Linked DNA regions of Homo sapiens: region 1 is linked to region 2. Evidence: chromatin contacts called from ENCODE Hi-C or POLR2A ChIA-PET data. All regions are on one chromosome and are shown on one strand. The core of a region is the stretch at or near the end of the contact, and the rest is flanking DNA. Distances in the headings are between cores, read along the strand shown. Region 1 holds the start of TLR5 (toll like receptor 5). Region 2 has its middle 37 kb from the start of DUSP10.

What was found. Hi-C counts contacts between places; a loop is a spot of excess contacts on that map. ChIA-PET counts read pairs that join two places held with the same protein, here RNA polymerase II (POLR2A). Pooled maps may share reads with other maps.
Region 1: a map with no recorded cell type shows a loop between it and region 2 (5-fold over the local background). The contact joins the promoter of TLR5 here to the enhancer-like site in region 2. A Hi-C loop is called at or near these places in 1 of 37 single-sample maps with no recorded cell type and 1 of 50 pooled maps. POLR2A ChIA-PET finds 5 or more read pairs at or near these places in 2 of 52 experiments (OCI-LY7 and naive thymus-derived CD4-positive, alpha-beta T cell).

The regions. Positions count from the first base shown.
Region 1 is chr1:223,139,735-223,145,922 of GRCh38, forward strand. TLR5 (toll like receptor 5) reads right to left here and starts at 3,514. Exons shown (of 6, transcript NM_003268.6): 1 at 3,462-3,514; 2 at 1,914-2,029. LOC124904522 (a long non-coding RNA gene) reads left to right here and starts at 3,621. Exons shown (of 2, transcript XR_007066895.1): 1 at 3,621-3,864. RefSeq lists a silencer at 3,303-3,672.
Region 2 is chr1:221,776,129-221,782,279 of GRCh38, forward strand. No RefSeq gene overlaps it. Among named protein-coding and RNA genes, the nearest start is that of DUSP10, 37 kb to the left of the region's middle. RefSeq lists enhancers at 1,442-1,531, 1,602-1,651, 1,682-1,731, 2,782-2,831. Within about 2 kb of position 2,548, at least 8 of the 41 ENCODE cell types and tissues checked have a DNase peak (open chromatin) inside an H3K27ac peak, as active enhancers do.

The sequences.
Region 1 (6,188 bases), core at 2,264-4,763, 1.4 Mb after region 2:
AATAGGGGGTGCTCTGAGTTTTGAGCACCACCACTGCATTACACTCAGACTCCTCAAGGCCTCTAGGAATTGGCTCCATCTAATTTATCCAATCTGAGACTCCTTGTAACACATAACCTGTGCCTTCTACTCCAAGTTGGTGGGGCACTTCACTGTTACCTATAAGGGCTTGAATTTCAATCAAGAATCATTTATCAAACGCCTCTTATGTGCCAGACACCAAATTCGGCTCAGGGGAGCCCTATGTAAGTGAGACACAGCTCTGCTTCAGTGAGTGAGTCAAAGATCCCTTAACTCCTATGGACAATACGGAGCTTCAACAGAGGTCTATGCAAGGACCAATGGAGAACAAAGGAGAAACCCTCCAACTCTGCTCAAACACTCGGGTAGGGGCCTGCCAGGGAAGTCTTCACTGGAGAAGGTGCCATTTGAGCTGCTTCTTAAAAAATGTAGGGGATTGGTCAGCAGAGCATTTTGAGCATAGGAGAGTAGGCATAAAGTAAAGGAGGCACACAAAAAACGCATGGTCAGGCTGGGTGTGGTGGCTCACGCCTGTAATCCTAGCACTTTGGGAGGCCAAGGCAGGTGGATCACCTGAGGTCAGGAGTTCGAGACCAGCCTGGCCAACATGGTGAAATCCCATCTCTGCTAAAAATACAAAAATTAGCTGAGCATGGTGGTACGTGACTGTAGTCTCAGCTACTTGGGAGGCTGAGGCAGGAGAATTACTTAAACCCAGGAGGCAGAGGTTGCAGTGAGCCAAGATCACACAAATGCACTCCAGCCTAGGTGACAGAGTGAGACTCTGTCTCAAAAAAAAAAAAAAAGGCATGGTTAGAATGCTATAAGAAGGGCATCATGGCTGGGTGAGGAAGAGAGTGGCAGGACCCACAGCCAGAATTCCCGGAAGGCAGGAATTTGAATTGGCTCTGGGCAGCAAGTGCCTTTCATTATTCTGAGCTTCATATATCCTCATGCTTCCTTTCCTAGGCCTGGCCAAGCCCTTGATGGTCATTCTTAAGTCAAGCTGAACACCAGCTGGCTCTGTGAAGCTCTCTCTTCCTTTCCCAGTCAGTCTGCACTAGCTGTCTTCTTTGAGCTAGCAGATGCTGCCACATACTTTCGCACTTAATTGCGCTCTAATTGTTTCACAGGTGCTGGTTTTGTCTTCCTACTTAGACCTAGGAGCTTTTGGACAGCAGGGACTATGCCTCAAACTTGGGTTTGTCCCAGAGAGCGGAAGACACTATACGCTGTTGCTCTCACATTAAGGGACCAAGGCTGGGAATCACTTAAGCTTCAGAAATCTGATTGAAGCTTTGGATCTGCCTTCTGCATTCTTTTCCACAATGTTAAGAGTGAAACAAACACATCTGGATGCAGTAACTGGACATTCCAGTGCTGTCTGCTGTTTAAGTCTGTTAGTATACAGAGACAAATAAACAGGAGAGTTTTGCTTTCAACACTCAGCAGAGCCAAACTTCCTGATGCACGGGAATGAACAACGGAGGCACTGTTCTGGAAACACCGTCCTCCAGAGAGGCGCTCCCTCCTCAGAAACAACACCGAAAACCTGGCATGGCTGGTTTTGCATTCAGACAATGGCACCTACATGCTTTTTGCTTTGCTCAGAGCTGTAAATATCCAAAGAGGTGATCCTCTGCCATCATTTTGGAAGGAAGAATCAGTCAGACTGATAATTAGGGTCATACGCACAGGCATGGTCATGCTGATTGTTGAAATTTAGATTATTTTTGGCCCAGCACAGTGGCTCACACCTGTAATGCCAGCACTGTGGGAGGCCAAGACAGGCGGATCACCTGAGGTCAGGAGTTTGAGATCAGCCCGACCAACATGGTGAAACCCCATTTCTACTAAAAATACAAAAATTAGACAGGCGTAGTGGTGGGTACCTGTAATCCCAGCTACTTGGGAGGCTGAGGCAAGAGAATCGCTTGAACCCTGGAGGCAGTGGTTGCAGTCAGCCGAGATTGTGTCACTGCAGTCCAGCCTGGGCGGCAGAGTGAGACTGTCTCAAAAAAAAAATTACATATATATATATATATATATATATATATATATATATATAGAGAGAGAGAGAGAGAGAGAGAGAGAGAGAGAGAAAGAGAGAGAGAGAGATTATTTTTGTACTGCTTAGTAATTAGCTTTAGCACGGTCTCTCCTCTGGGACCTCCCCTGGAATTTCCCCACAATCCAGTAACTGAATAATTAGCATCCAGCCCCACAGAACTTCTCCCAGGGCCCTGCTCCAGGGCTTCCCTTCTGACTGGCTGTGCATGGCACACTGGGAATTGTTTTCTGCCCACAAGAACAAGGGTGAACTGAGTCAAGGAGTCCAAGAGATCTTGGACGCACTTCTCAGAATTCGGAGGGGCTGGGTAAATGCAGGAGAAAATTGATGAAACCACATTGGCCCTGCAAGAGCCTGACTGCTCCTGCACGGTAGCTACCCCTAGCATTAGCGGGGAGTCACCAATGCCTCTTCCAGGCACTGAGCAAGAGGGCGGCATTACAGATGCACTTGCCGTCCAAACAGATCATCTCATTGACTAGGTGACTGCTCAGCAACAGTATCTGAAGGACACTAGGGTTACTCTGCTTGTTTGCAGTTCACGGTGCTGGACGGATGTGTTCCCAACACTAGGTAACAACACCGCTCTCCCTCCTCCGGGAGAAAGCCGCAGCCGTCGATTCCCACCCAACAGGGCCTCAGCGCCTTCCCAGGGCAGCACCCTCACTCCTGCAACCACCAATCACCCAAGCCACAGCATGGTCCCAGACCCACCCTCGCCCCTTAGGAAATGGCTTTCCAATTGTGTTTTCACAGGAGCATGGCCACTGGGCAATGATCTTCACAGGCAGGCTTTTTTTTCCCCCTCTCAACATAAAGGCCAGCAATATTTACCACGGAGTCTTGGCCAGTGTGCACTGCCTGGTGCTGTGGGGTGGGGTGTTTAGGGCCTTTTGTTGAGCAGCTCAGTGACTTTCTGGGATTTCCATGGCCCTGCTGGAGATGGCCCTCTGTCTCCCTTTTCCAAGGAAGAAAGTGACTGGGGACAAGCCACCTGCCTCTTCCACAGGGTGGGGGCGAGAGTGACAGCGAGACAGCACAAGAAGGACCCGCTCTGTTTCAAAGCGAGGATGTGAGTGACTTCGTCTGTGCCGAGGTCTCTTCGTCTCCAACCTGCCGGGCACAGGGCACCCACATGACACGCTCACCCCGTCCCTGGGCCGAGGGACCCCACGTCTCGCGGGTGCCGCGGGGCAGAGAGCGCCGCCTAGTGAGGCGGCGCGAGTTGGACATAGACTGGAAAATAGACCCGGACAGCCCGGGAGGAGGGCGGAGAGGAGTCCGACCTCCGCAGGCAGCCGCGTCCCCGCCCCGCGCTGCCTACGACTTAGGGCCCCCGGCCCATCCCCTGCCGCTGCAGGGCGCTCACCTCTGGGACGCCTCCCCGCGCCGCCTGCGCCACGGTTGGCTCCTCCCGGACGCAAAAGCGGCGCCCTCGCTCGGGCTCCTGAAAACCTCGCGGCCCCGCCCACGGAAGGGCCCGCCCACCTGCCAGGCCACGCCCCCGTCTCGGCCACGCCGCAGCTCAGGGTTTTCTCTGAGGGCTGTGAGAGGCTAGGCCCGGGGAGAGGAGGCAGAGGTTATGCTCCGGTCTCTGCAGACTTCCACAGTGTCTATCGAGATCACACATGCCAGCATTGCCCCCTCCCATCCTCTCCTCATCGTACGGAGGAGGAAACCCAGGCCGAAGACCTGAAGTGTCCAAAAGCACAGCCAGGCCAAAGAGAAGCACCATCCCATGTTCTCCCACTCCCACTCCGGTGCTTCTTCAGGTAGGCTAAACTTCAGGCTAAAATGTGAAGATCACAGTGACACATTCCTGTCAGCAGAATCTGCTGCATATGTTTGGGAGCTGGGGTGTTTGGAAGCTCCGATTTTGTGTGGAGGACCCAAGAGAGAAGACAGACCCTTCCTGTCCTATAAGAACAGTGCTCCTCCTGCCCTAACTTCTCTTTTCCTTTTTCTAACTCCCTCTGCCTATGGGGTTTGCTGAAACTTTCAGGAAAAGGGACGTGTCAAAAGAAAGAAATGGACACCCCAGAGGCCGTGCAACCACAGGGTTAAAAGGAGGTAGCCTTATGAGAAAGCGGTGGAGTGGCTTTCTGGGGTGAAACCCAGTTCAAGGACAGAAATAGCACTGTCTTGAGTTAAGACTGGTGGTGGGGGAAGCCTGGGGGTGGGGCGCAGACTGCAGGCGGAGGAGCTCCCTGCCACCTGCCACTTGGGGTGTAATCACAGAGCAGCTGACACTCCCCACTCACTGCCTGGAGGAGCTTGGCGGTGGGATCGGGCAAGGCGGGAAAGATAGGTGTAAAACAAAGCCTGGCACTTAATTACAGTGCAAAGATCTCATTATAGAGTCTTCTCAGCTCCCCTCCTCGGCTGGCAGCTTGAAGCCTGAGTGACAAATTGCCTAGGTAGGTCTCCAAGGGCTGTATGTAGAGGGATGAAACCACCTCCCTGCCCACCCGAACCCCACTGTGGGGGCTGTGGAGAGGGAGGGGATGTTCACACTCTGGCATATGCAGGGGGCAGTGGGGAAGTCTGTAAGGGCACCTAGAAAGCAGTAAGAGCTGGGAGCCACAGTGGCCCTAGCCTGACATAAATAACACCTTGCTGGGGCAAGCCCAGTGTTCCCTCTTTTGGTAGTGGAACCGAGGGCAAGGTTGGGGACAGCTTGACGTGTGGCACTGTTTACTCTGCATCATAGGTGGATGCTGCAAGACCAGCAGGGGCCTGGCTTATCATGCAACTTTGTGAATATGTGGGAGAGAGGAGCCTTCCAGACGGTGTTATGGCCTCCCAGGAACTCCCAAAGCCCCCTCCCCAGGGTGGCATCTGGTTTTGGACACTGGTTTCTGTCACTGAGCTCCAGGGACTCATGTCACACCTGGAAGAACTTTTAGATTCTGTCTGCCTGGCCATGTCTTCCAACAGCCGAGATCATTGAGGAAGATGACAACTTCTACCTGAACAGCCAGGACAGCTTAGGGTCTTCTCACATGTGGACCTTGAAATGCACTTCTGTTATTTTTCTCCAGTATATTCAGGGGAAGGGGGCTGGTGATCAAAGCTTTTGCTGAGCAGGAACAGAAGGGTTGTCACTTGCTTTTTTCTCCACTGAAACCTAGAGTAGCAAACACATCCTCGGGGTGCTATGTGATGCTCACAGGCAGAGCCCTGCCAGAGGTTCCCGTCATTCCCATATATTAAACCTTCAATGTCTTCCCTATGAACTACAAACAAAGTTTATATTCTAGGTCAAAACCCCATCGTCTAGCCCCTGACAACTTCTCTAGGCTTGTCTGCTTCCAGCCCCAACCTCCCAGTCCCCAGCCTCAGCAGCTGCCTTCCACTTGCTTAAGGTCTTCACGCATGCTATTTCTTCTACCTGGAATACTCTTTCTCCATGACTTTGCGTAGCTCACTCCTACCCACATTTTAGTGTTCCCTGTAATGTAACTTCTTCAAAGAGAACTTCCCTAACTCTTCTAATTAAATTAGGTCCCTCCCATTATTCTTCCTCTTTATAACCTATTCTTTTCCTTCACAACTCTCATTTCAATTTATGATTTTACATGGACATGTTTATTGGTTCAAGGTCAGCCTGTCCTTCATACTTAATAGATTTAATAGACTGTAAGCCTCACGAGGGTAGGGGCCATGTCTGATTTGTTCACTTCAAATCCAGTATCTGACAAGTGTCTCCCTATAAATATTTATTGATGAATGAATGAGTGAATGAATGATATCAGCAATCTTTATCTTAAAAGATAAAATTAGAACTCAATAAACTTGTAAACATAAGCAGTAGTGACTATTTCCATTAAAAAAGGTAGCAACCAAAACAAGATTCAAGGAAATACAAATACCAAGGTTTATTAGGTACTTCTTAAAACTAACCATCCATTCAACAAATGTGTATTAAGCTTCCGTAGCCCTTGTGCTTCTTGCCAGAAATACAAATCTAAATACGATCTGGCTCTCAGGAGCTTGCAGCCTGGGGGAGTAGGGTTGGACATGTAAATAAATGGTTATAGTGTAATTTGATAAATGCTGCAATAATATAGGTATCTAACTCTGCCTGGGAGTGCCT
Region 2 (6,151 bases), core at 1,298-3,797:
ATCAGTTTCCAATACCCTCATCAACTCCCCACGCTGGGCAACCACTAATCTACTTTGCATCTATATACATTTGCCTAATCTGGCTTTTCGTCTAAACGGAATAATACATAATGTGGGCTTTTGTGACTGGCTTCTTTCACTTAAAATAATGTTTTCAGGGTTTTGCCATGTTGCAGCATGTGTCAGCTCTTCATACCTTTTGACAGCCCGATAATATTCCATTGCACGGATTATACATTTTGCTTATCCACTCGTCTATTGATGGACATCTGGATTGTTTCCAGTGTTTAACCATCATGAATAAAGATGCTATGCACATTGGTTTACAAATTTTAGGTGTGAACATAAATTTTTACTGGAGAAAGTTTTTTTTTTTTTCTTAAGTGAAAGCAAGTTTGTTAAGAAAGTAAAGGAATAAACAATGGCTACTCCATAGGCAGAGTAGCCCTGAGGGCTTCTGGTTGCCCGTTTTTATGGTTGTTTCCTGATTATAGGCTAAACAAGGAATGGATTATTCACAAGTCTTCCAGGAAAGAGGTGGACAATTCCCAGAACTGAGGGTTCCTCCCCATTTTAGATCATACAGGGTAACTTCCTGATGTTGCCATGGCATCTGTAATTTGTCATGGCGCTAGTGGGTGTGTAGCAGTGAGAACAACCTGAGACAGTTTTGACCCTTAAACAAAGTGGGTGATATGGCTGTCAGCAAGAGAAAGGCAGGTAGGCAGGACTTCTGGGAGGAACAGCCACCTGCTCAGGAAGAAACCCTTCCACCCCAGCTCTTCCACTACCTGTGCAACCACCAGCAAATCACGAGATATCTCAGATCCACGTCTGCAAAACGGACATAAATCTTAGCCACATTGACCTCACACTTCCTTTTTTTTTGTGTTTCATATGGGATAATTAGCATAAAGCTGTTTTCAAAGGAAAAATACTACACAAAGACCCAACAGGATAGTTGTTCTTATCACATCACTGTCATTTTGGCAATTCTTGAAATTGCCAGTACCTAGTGAGCTAATGACCTTCTCACTCAGAACCAGGGAAGGAGAATCACACTCAGGCCTTTCTCTCTGGTGCCTGAAAAGATTTTCAGTACAGTAGAGATGTGATCTCATTGTGACTCTCAGAAGCTGTGCTTAGGCTTTCAGTCAATAGGCAACCTCTTTGGGGATAAAAGAACCATCTTATTCACAATGGCTTGCTGTACAAAAAAAATTAGAATAAAAGAATTATTTAATTCGTTGATTTATTCACTACTTTTTAGCATTTATGATGTGCTCAGCAGTGAGTTGTGTGCTTATAGAGGGTGGTGGAATGAGCGGCGGTAATATAAGAAAGTACTTGAAATTTGATGCTGCTTTTAGGGGAAGCCAATGTGGCCACTTCTGCTTTCTTATTGACTATTGGAAATGTAGTACAGTACTAGTAATTGTACTCTGGAATGGGCCAGTGGAAGCCAATTCGGAAAAAGCGGTCCAAGGAAGACTATAATGCTTGGAAGGAGAAGGGGAAAATGACAGAGGAAAAGAAGAGAAAAGATGGAGAGAGAGAAAGAGAAGAGAGAAAAAAGAAATTATAACTTCTTCCACCTTTAAGGAAGTGATGAGCCCACATATAGCCCAGGTGATTTTGAGCTAAATATAAAGCTTGTGAATTCCCCCCAGTGCCCAATTTGGCCCCTAGAGGTGGAGACAAGTTCAGTGGCCACAAAACCAGAGACTCTAAGTTCATAGAAGGGAGGAGAGAATGGTAGATGTGTGGGAGCAGGGAATTTACCTGCTTCCTGTTTCGGCCCCTTTTGCTAAAGTGAAATGCTGTGGTTTTGCTGGTTATACTTGTTAATACAATTCCCTCCCCTTGCAGGATATGTGTGTGGTAACGGCACCATCTGGGTTAGCGAAATAGATACTCCGAGGTATAACACACTAAACACAGCAGGATGTTTATAAAATTCTTAATCTGGGCCCTTTGGACCACCAAGAATAGACATAGAGATTATACAAGCAAATTACTAAATCAGGCTGAAACCAGACATATAAGCATTTTCATAAATACTTAAAAATTTACCTATACCACGAGAGGCCAACTCTCAGACCATTCTCTGAGAAATACTAGACCACCCTGAGATGCTGGTACCTTAAGCACACATTGTCTCTTCTTGTTATGTGGTCATCACCACCAGGATATCCGCCCCTCTCCTGCCCTGAACATCTAGAGCAATTTGGCTGGGCACAGTGTTCTTTCCAGAACATTTGATTGCTATACTTACATAAGGAGAAAACTCTATTTTCATTTGAAGACTTCAGACCTCCTTCACAAAGTGATACTGCAGTGAGGAAAAAATGCAAACTGAGGAGCCACGAAAGCTTGCAGCTGAAACAGTGGGGTCTTAGACAAATGATTTTGCCTCCTCATCTGTACCACAATAATAAGAAAGTTCATCCGACAGAAGTATTTGAAAAAAGCATCTGCTTTCATGTCTGGCACATAGTAGGCATTCCAAGAAGGCTAGTAGCTCTTACCCACGCCCCTTTTGAGGTGATTTTCGCTTACAACCAAGCCAGAAGGAAGTCATAAAGCTCACGGGCCTTACATAGAGAGGAAGCATCAGAGAGTTCTCACTCACAGCCCTCACTGCTCAGTGCAGGAGCCGCCCCAGTTGACAGGACTCACTTCCTCTGTCTACACTCCCAAACCTTCTGTGCCCAGCAGTGTGTGCACATCTGTCTACACTGAGCTCTAACCAGAGTGCCTGGTTGGGGTCATGACCTGGCTCATTCAGCAGCATGAGCTGGAAAGGACTTTGGCTAATAGGACACCTGGTATCCAATAAATTCCCCACCCTGTATTTGTGACTGCTAAAAAGCCGAGTACAGATGATAGGCAATTCATTTTGATGGTAAAGAGTGGCCCGTTCAGGGGAGAAAAAGGGAGTCCCCTAAAGAGACCCTGGGTGCTCAATGCCAGGAGCAGAGTGAGCTTGTGTACGGGATGTGTGCTAAGGATGTGTATAGCATGGTGAGTTACATTTTTAAAAAATCACAAAAAATGTACAGGTCTAGGGCTGAAAGTTCTTAGAGCTGCCTCACAAGAGTTGAGGTCCTTTCCCATTGTTTGCAATCTCAGATTGGTTCTTCTTCCCAGGGGCACATGGCACATAGCACTTTGGTGATGGGGACTGCTTTGCTGATGTCAGGGTCAAGGGGTGCATGGACCATGGGCAGAGTGCTGGGCTCAGCCAAATGGTTCTGGGTAGGTCTTGCCTCTTGTAGCTTCAGTTTTCTCTTTTGTCTGGTGAAGTTATTACGAAAACTCATCTCTAGCCTTGGCTTATGGGATAATATTCTTGATAGGACTTTGAAAATTTGAGATTTTGATAGAAGTGTAAGGGAGCAATTTTTTAGATTGGTTCTATGTGCCAAGGGGGAGAGGGCAAACAAAGGCACATTGGGGTGCTGGTTATGAGTTTGCTTGCACACTCGCAGTGTTCTCTTCCCTGGTCTGGGGCATTGTGTCTGTTCACACAGTTGAAAACCAATGGTGGCCGTGGGCAGCCCTGGACCTCCTAAGGACACAAGGCGAAACCAACCACCTAGCCACAAAACAGACGCAACCAGAGCCTAGCTAGCTCTCCAGCCTCTGGGCTCTCCCTGCATGGACGGCCACTCTACCTACCTCTAAGACCTATCTGGGCTTGGAAAAGGAAGCTCCTGAGCAGCCTCAGCCCTGATGGTGAACTCAGCATCAAGCCACAGCTTCTATCAGTCAGCCTGGAGAAAGCAGGCCCAGAGATGCACATTAGGATCCTGCCTGGCTCACAAATTCCTCTGCAGTGAAGTGACAGGAGTCAAGCTAGTATTGCAGCCTGAGTCATGTCACCTCCCTTGCAGGTTTCCTTAAGGTCATGAGTCTCCTGTGCATGGATTCATAATCCATGATCCAGTTTGAGTAAGTTGGCCCATGGTTTAGGCTTTGGTCCCCAAGCTTCTGTTTTGATATCTGTCTGCTATTCCCTGTCCTTCCCCTGCAACAATCCCATCCTCAAATCCAGTTTTCCTGCATTTCCAAATAGCACCTTCTCCGCTATGGTAGACAGCTTCAAGGTAGTCCCCACTCATCCTCACCTTGAAGCCATACCCTTGAGCAGTTTGCTCTCACATTCACTCGGGGTGACCTGTGTGACCACAGTAGCATGCAGCTGACGTGACAATGTACAACCTCTGAGGTGAGGTCATGGGAGATGTCGCGGCTTCTGTCTTGTGCCCTTGGACCCATCCCCCTGGGGAAACCAGCCACCTTGCCATCAGCCCCAGCAGCCTTGTGGGAGGTTCCCTGGGGAGGAACCAGAGCTGTCCACGAAGGGTCAGGAGCCACCTTGGAAGCAGATCCCAGGGTCCAGGCAAGCCTTCATAAGACTGTATCTGGCCGACATTTGATTGTGACCTCATGTGAGACTTTGGGCCAGAACCACCAACAAAGCTGCTCCTGAATTCCCAATTCACAGAAACCGTTAGAGAATAATTATTTTAAGTTACAAAATTTAGGGGCTACTTGTCAAACAGATAACAGAACCAGAGAATAGATAACCAATACACCTGCTTCTCTAGTTTCCTTAAGGCAGTGCTCCACCTACCCATTGAACACCCCATTATACTCAGGGAAGATGACCCCCAAACCCTATCACCTCTCACCCGATCATGTGCTAGTGATTACTGTGCTAGTACTTGCTAATTCTATTCCATTCCTATTACTCCGTCTTGCTGTGAGTACAAAAGCCAGGCTTTTCTATGAGTTCTGAAATAACAGTGTAATGAGGCAAATTCAAACTAGCACTAAGAAGATACTCAGAAGGGTAAAGTTCCCAGGACACAGACAACCCTATAGACTAGGCTTGCTCTAAGTGTTAATCCCTTTGCAGATACATTCTGTAGGTAAGAAGGCAAATGCCTTTTCCAAAAGGGCCTGTGTCCATTTCACAGATGAGGAAACTGGGACTTATGCAGAGCCTTGCTAGGCTTGGTGTATGTGAGGGCTCAGCACACTGGTTGACCAGCCTGCTGTGGGGTCTCTGTCTTACCCATGAGTCATGCTTTCTGCTTCCAGGGATGCAGTCTGGTATTGAGCCACTTATGGCCTTTTTCCCTCAATACACTTGACCCAGTTCACTTTGGGGAAACTGAAGTGAAACTGCATGATATCATCTGGCCGTTGCCCAACTGCAAACTGCCCTGTCCCTCCAGGTTGCACAGTTGCAGAGGGATTGTCACCTGATGCAGCTGGACCCTCTGGGAAAGGAGGAGAAGCCGGGGGTAAAGGCGAGCAAGGCAGAGGCATTGAAACCAGAGCCAAGCACCAGTGCGTGCAGCCCTGATACAGGCCCCACCATTAGCTGACAAATTGGAATAAATAAATATGATAAATCATCTCCCCAGCCATCTTGTGAAAGGGCTTCCGAAATGCAGTGTCATTATCGGTTCCCTTACTGGTGTTCTTACAGATACATTTTAAAATGTCAACCTGAAATGGAAGCTCCAAGCCTCAAACGTTACAGAAAAATGGATTTTGTAACAAGACACTTTCTCATTTGGGCTCCTTCTCTCTGCCTCCTGCAAAAATGCTCTCTTGAGCTGACTGAAATCTGTAGTTAAATAATAGTAAGGCAAGAGGTAAATTGAAGCAGAGAAAGGTCTAGAAACAGCTTGCTATTGCAAAAAGATGGCAAGTCACAGAAAGGAAGGAAGATGACCATTCAAGATGGACATGGGCAAGCCTAGGAGACCTGTGTGTGGCAGTGGCTGTCCTGAGGGGTGGAAGTCGGGGTAAGTGATGGGAGAACCATGAGTACTCACCAACCTGCCCCACCTCTAGCCTCTTCTCCAGAACCGGTTTTCCTTTCTCCCCCTGAATTTGAATGAGAAATGTGAGGTGTCAAGTATATCCATGAAACCTCAAGAATATATGACATACCATTTTTGAATTCAGAGTTGGAAGCTGCCCTGAGGACAACGTGGTCCTCAATATGGTGCTGGGCCTGAAGGCCATTCCACTTTGCAGGAAAAAAGCTTTGGGGACACCTTCTCTGGTGGGGGCCAGTATTTGTTGAGGTCCTGCAGCACTGTCCAGGTGTCAAACATACCTTGGCCAC